Regions from separate parts of the Homo sapiens genome. Here region 2 is linked to region 1. A link is a loop called in an ENCODE intact Hi-C map of the cell type or tissue named here. Cell type or tissue: body of pancreas. All regions are shown on one strand. Each heading gives the region's core, and the rest is flanking DNA. Links, peaks and the distances in the headings are about the cores only. Region 1 overlaps STRIP2 (striatin interacting protein 2). Region 2 has its middle 6.5 kb from the start of AHCYL2.

What was found. A loop is a pair of places that touch in the nucleus more often than their neighbours do. Peaks named below come from ENCODE experiments on the same cell type or tissue, not always from the same donor. Only the 100,000 strongest peaks of a DNase experiment are listed, where the experiment ranks them.
Region 2: it touches region 1 in a loop (2.5-fold over the local background); 85 of 110 quality-filtered maps call a loop at or near these places.

The regions. Positions count from the first base shown.
Region 1 is chr7:129,463,766-129,466,674 of GRCh38, forward strand. It overlaps STRIP2 (striatin interacting protein 2), which reads left to right. Exons shown (of 21, transcript NM_020704.3): 15 at 279-376; 16 at 847-973. Among named protein-coding and RNA genes, the nearest start is that of STRIP2, 31 kb to the left of the region's middle. In body of pancreas, for the core only: no CTCF peak of the experiment used is centred there; no DNase peak of the experiment used is centred there.
Region 2 is chr7:129,217,037-129,219,945 of GRCh38, forward strand. No RefSeq gene overlaps it. Among named protein-coding and RNA genes, the nearest start is that of AHCYL2, 6.5 kb to the right of the region's middle. RefSeq lists enhancers at 1-290, 1,675-1,724. In body of pancreas, for the core only: a CTCF peak has its summit at 1,697 (motif pointing right); a DNase peak (open chromatin) is centred at 1,695.

The sequences.
Region 1 (2,909 bases), core at 286-2,785:
ATTACAGACATCAGCCACCATGCCAGGCCCTGGAAAGAACAGTCTTGAAGCATAACAGCCAATGCACTCCCTCTGGCTTTCTCCCTAGCCTCACAGGCAGGCCTGTCAGGACTGGGCACCTGTTTGCTTTTCTGGATGCTGGGGAGATATGGTCATTGAGGGAAGAACTTACAGAATGGCTTTAAAACACTTTTTATAGGGCGGTTAGGGTGTGGAAGAATCACTTCCTTGCTGAGTGGGTTTGACAGTGGTAAATTTCTTTATTTTCTACTTCTCAGATCGCTCTGCTTAAGATTCTGCTGGCTGCAGCTCCCACCTCTAAGGCTAAGACAGACTCTATCAATATCCTGGCAGATGTCCTACCTGAGGAGATGCCGTGAGTGCTTCAACGGGGGCAGCTGCTGGATACTAGCTGTCTTATCTGCAGGCTCTCTCTAGTCCCCACTCACCTTGTTAACACTTACAGAGATTGTCTCCAAAGAGATCTCCCCGTCTCTGCCCACCAGTACCCCCTTTCCCGTACAGGGCTTTCTGCTTGGCTCTTTTTAGCTCAGAACTCTGGATCTGGAGGGTGACACCAGTGCCAGCGACTGGCTGCCCAGGTATTTGGGTGAACATTGCCAAGGGATGAGCTTGCCAAAAGAGAGACGGAAACAAAGAGATCAGTGGAGCATTTCTTCAGATAGGCTCATAAGTGGGAACTCTGGAGGTTTCCCTGGCACAGAAGTTCAAGTTTCCCAAGTTCTGGCTCTCTTGTGTATATTGTATCAGACCCAAATACCTGGATCCCTACAGGGCTCCCTTTAAGGCCACTCTCTGCACTAATACCTTCTCTCCCCATTGTAGCATCACTGTTCTCCAGAGCATGAAGCTGGGCATCGATGTGAACAGGCACAAGGAGATTATTGTAAAGAGTATCTCTACCCTGCTTCTGCTACTCCTCAAACACTTCAAACTCAACCATATCTACCAGGTGAGCAGCTAGGAGCACTTCTCCACAGGTCTTGGGTGTTTGCCAGGCCCTATCTCTCAAAGGAAGGATGCAAAGTCCCTTTTAATCCTGATGAGCATCTTTCAGCCTTTTCTTTGTCCTCTCTCAGGGAATCCAGCCACCCATTGCATGAGCTTGAGGTAGGGTTATGGAGTGGGAACTGTCCTAGAAAGGTGCAGATGTCTGTGTCCCTTGTAAGTTATCCCAGAGTTGTGGGTAGGAATCTCTAGCTTCTCAGGAATATGCCCAGCCAGTTTTTAAACAATGCAAGAGAGAATGTAAGCATTTCACAAAAATGGGGGGGTGGGGGGAGTATGTTGACCGTAGTTTTCTATATGTGAAGCACTTTTCCAACATTTGAGATATAATTCTGAGAATAGGGCACAGTTCTGGCTCTTCAGGGCCTTGAAACCTTATAAAGGATACAGATATATAAGTAGCCAATTATAGAGAGATAAGTGCACTGATACTGATAAGCACTGGTTGCTATGGAAACATCTAATCCAGCTTGAGGTGGAGAAGAAATGACTCCTAACCTGAGTCCTAAAAAAACAGATGTTAGCCAGGATATGGGAATTGTTAGGGAAGGAGGACAGGAGGCATTTCAAGCAGAAAAGCTAATATGCAAAAGTCCAGAGGGGGAAGAGAGAGAGCAAAGTACCTTTAAAAACCGTAATTAAATGTTGCTGGAGTTCTGCCTGGGGCGGGGAAAGATGGGCATGGTCTGGTGACACAGGAAGCTGGAGGAATCGGCAAGGAGCAAATCATAATCTATATGCTAACACACAATTACTGGGCACCTATCCTGTGCCCAGCACCCTGTTAAGTTTGTCTAGGCCCTCATTTAATTATCTCCACCCTATGAAGTAGTCTTATTTAATACCTCTTTTATACATGATGAAATCGAAGCTAAGAAAAATTAAGAAGCTGCTTTCCCGTAAAACATTGTTTGCCATGCTAAGGAGTTTGGACTTGGTTTCATGGGCATTGCCAAGATATAGGGACAAGATGGGGACAGCAAATGGATGCTCCTGTCTGTGAGGAGACCACAGGGAAAAAAGGAATGCTTCTCATTTTTGCCCAGAGGCTCTACCCCATTTTCCTCCTAAGAAGTCAGAATCAAGCTTGCTGGTAGAAGAGCAGGTCCTCAGAGTACAGAGAGGCTTCTGTAGGGTCTATGTCCATGGCCCTATCAACCAGGGTATTTTTCCACTTTCATACATTCGAAGACATCTTTGGGTATGTTTCATTGCCCTGAGTGCTCCCACTTTTGCCAGTGTTTGCTGAGCAGCAGCAGGGCTGGGAGGAGTAGTGGTAGGTAGGAGATAGTGTTTCTAGTGGAAAGAGAACAGAGAACTGTAGATGTGTGTTTACTTCTGCTTTTCTTGGTGGGAAGTATGTGGATTCACAGCCAGACAGGTGGATGGCTTGATGGGCCATGCCAGTGTGTCAGTGAATCCTGAAGGGCCACAGGCACATCTCAAACTGAAAAAAGTTTTCCATCAGATGATACTGGATATGTGTTGGCTCTTTTGTCTGGGGCTTTGGAAAATACCCTGGATTTTACAAATAAAATAAATAACCTTCCAGGGAGAAAATTTTGAACAGAAGAGAGAAGTAGTCTTGGCATAAACTGACTCCACTGCTCTAACTACATACCCAGGGCCATTAGGCAGCTTAGCTTGCTGCTTGGCTACTTGTTGGTGATCAGAGAGCTGAGGATTTAAAACACCATAGTTCTCTGCTTTTTCAACCCCATTTCTATACTAGAATACTAGGTTCTGGATCTGGAGATAAACTGTGTTTGACACTCCTTAGTGTATCATGGGTAACATAACCCCCATGACACTGCTCTTATGGCCACCTGTCCCACTGGGTTGTCCTATATACAGACCACATCTGGATTTGGGAGAGCAGA
Region 2 (2,909 bases), core at 284-2,783, 250 kb before region 1:
CTTTGTTAAACAGATGCTTGAAGACAGCATGCTCGTTAAGAGTCATCACCACTCCCTAATCTCAAGTACCCAGGGACACAAACACTGCAGAAGGCCGCAGGGACCTCTGCCTAGGAAAACCAGAGACCTTTGTTCACGTGTTTATCTGCTGACCTTCTCTCCACTATTATCCTATGACCCTGCCACATCCCCCGCTCCGAGAAACACCCAAGAATGATCAATAAATCCAAAAAAAAAAAAAAAAAATGCCAACTCTTAGTGTATGCTTGCCGGGTACTTCTCTAAGCACTTTGTGTACATTAATTCATCAAATTTCACAGATTCAGACCTGTGAGGCTCTGTTAACACCCCTCAAGATACTGAGGCACAGAGAGTTTCAGTAGCTTGCCCAAGACCACACAGTAAGTGGAAATGCTGGCATTTTGTTGGCTCCAGTGGGCACTTAGCCATGGTGCTCCACTGTCTCTTGTTTAATTCAGAGAATAATAAACCAATCAGAGGAGCTCATTTTATGTGTTAGGTTGATGCAAAAGTCATTGCAGTTTTTGCCATTTTATTTTATTTTATTTTAAGTATTTTGAGACAGAGTTTCACTCTTGCTGCCCAGGCTGGAGTGCAATGGTGTGATCTCAGCTCACCACAACCTCCACCTCCAGGGTTCAAGTGATTCTCCTGCCTTAGCCTCCCAAGTAGCTGGGATTACAGGCATGTACCACCACACCTGGCTAATTTTGTATTTTTAGTAGAGATAGGGTTTCTCCATGTTGGTCAGGCTGGTCTCAAACTCCCGACCTCAGGTGATCCACCTGCCTTGGCTTCCCAAAGTGCTGGGATTACAGGCGTGAGCCACTGAGCCCAGCCAGTTGTTGCCATTTTAATTGGAAAATATAAGCTCAGTGAAGCAAAATGACTTGCTTGCTACCCCGCAGCTAGTGAGTGACAGACACTAGGTCCAGGCTCTTCCTGACTAGTGTCCAGGCTCTTTCCACGCTTAATCCCGCCTTTGATTTTTCTCTCTATCCAGGTTTCCTGGTTTATGTTCCCTCTGGCCATCCCACATCCTCTTACACCTGCTCTTCTTGTTCTTCCCGGCCGTTACTGCTTCCCTTAGCATTGTTACAGCTATTTTTTAGCCTTTATCAACAACAGTATTTAAAATAATGAAAGTTATCAGTGCTGTTTAAGGATCTTTTCTGAAACAAAGGGGAGTGTTACAATGTTCTTCTTTTCATCTCCAAAGACAGTTGACTACTAGTTTTCCTCCCTCCTTCTATCCTTTCTTTAGTGGGATTACTTATGTAAAGGATGGGAGATGGGGTGAAAGGGGAGTTCAATCTGGGCCTTAAAAGCTGAGAAATAGGCCAGGCACTGTGGTTCACGTCTGTAATCCCAGCATTTTGGGAGGCTGAGGCGAGAGAATCACTTGAGTCCAGGAGTTTGAGACCAGGCTGGCCAACATGGCGAAACTGTGTCTCTACAAAAAATAAATTAGCCAGACGTGGCGGTGCATGCCTATAGTCCCAGCTACTCGGGAGGCTGAGGTAGGAGGACTGCTTGAGCCCGCGAGGGTCAAGGCTGGCCGAGAATGCACCACTGCACTCCAGCCTGGGCGCTGGGCTACAGCAAGCACCACCCTGTCTCCAAAAAAACAGCTGAGAAATGTGACATTTGTGCAGAGACTCTGTGGCCACTAGGGGGCAATGTGAGCCCACCTTTGTGAATGCAGATGTCCAGCACCATGGACACTCCCACAACCAAGAAATCTTCCAGTAGTATCCCTACGGGAGCATCAATCTCAGGACTGAACAACAGTAACCACCCTTCTACCAAAAGCTCCTGAGTGAGATCCCCAAAGAAACCCCTCAGGATCCAAGGGGAGCCTGGTTTGTGGGACTCCCAGTTTGGGGGACTCCCTGCTATGCTGTTGCCCTGAAAACACAGCTCCCCATGCGTGCCCCTCATCACAGGCTCTGCCCTCAGCTGCCTCATTGGGCCTCTTACCATTCTTTCAAATTCAGCTGGCCTTGCCTCTGTTTGTTCCAGCTTCCTTAAAGCAGTCTGTCCACTGCCCATCTTTGTTCCTCTGTGCTTTTTTTTTTTTTTTTTTTTTTTGAGACAGGGTGTCACTCTGTTGCCCATGCTGGAGTGTTGTTCCTCTGTCTTCTTTTTTTTTTTTTTTTTTTTTTTTGAGACAGGGTCTCACTCTGTTGCCCAGGCTGGAGTGCAGTGATGCAATCTCGGCTCACTGCAGCCTCAATTTCCTGGGTCAGGCGATGTTCCTGCCTCAGCCTCCCAAGCTGCTGGGACTACAGGTGCACATCACCATGCCAGCCTAATTTTATTTTTTGTAGAGATGGGGTCTCACTATGTTGTCCAGGCTGGTCTCCAACTTGGTCTCGGCCCAGGTGATCTTCCTGCCTTGGCCTCCCAAGGTGCTGAAATTGCAGGCATCAGCCACCGTGTTCAGCCTCTGCCTGCTTTTTTATTTTTATTTTTAGAGACAGAATCTTGCTCTGTTGCCCAGGTTGGAGGGCAGTGGTGCAATCATAGCCCACTACAGCCTCAAACTCCTGGGCTCAAAGGATCCTCCGGCCTCAGCCTCCCAAGTAGCTACAACTACAGGCATGTACCATCATGCCAGACAAATGTTATTAAAAACAAATTTTTTTTAGAGACAGGGTCTGGTCATGTTGCCTATGCTGGTCTTGAACTCCTGGCATCAAAGTGATCTTTTGCCTTGGGCTCCCAAAGTGTGGGGATTATAGGCATGAGCCACTATGCCCAGCCTACTTTTGTTTTTAAGAAATTGAAACGATATAGAAAAGTACAAAGAACAACCTAATAAACACTCATATTCCCACCACTCAGAATTATCAACTTTTTATCATTTTATCATATTTGCTTCAGAT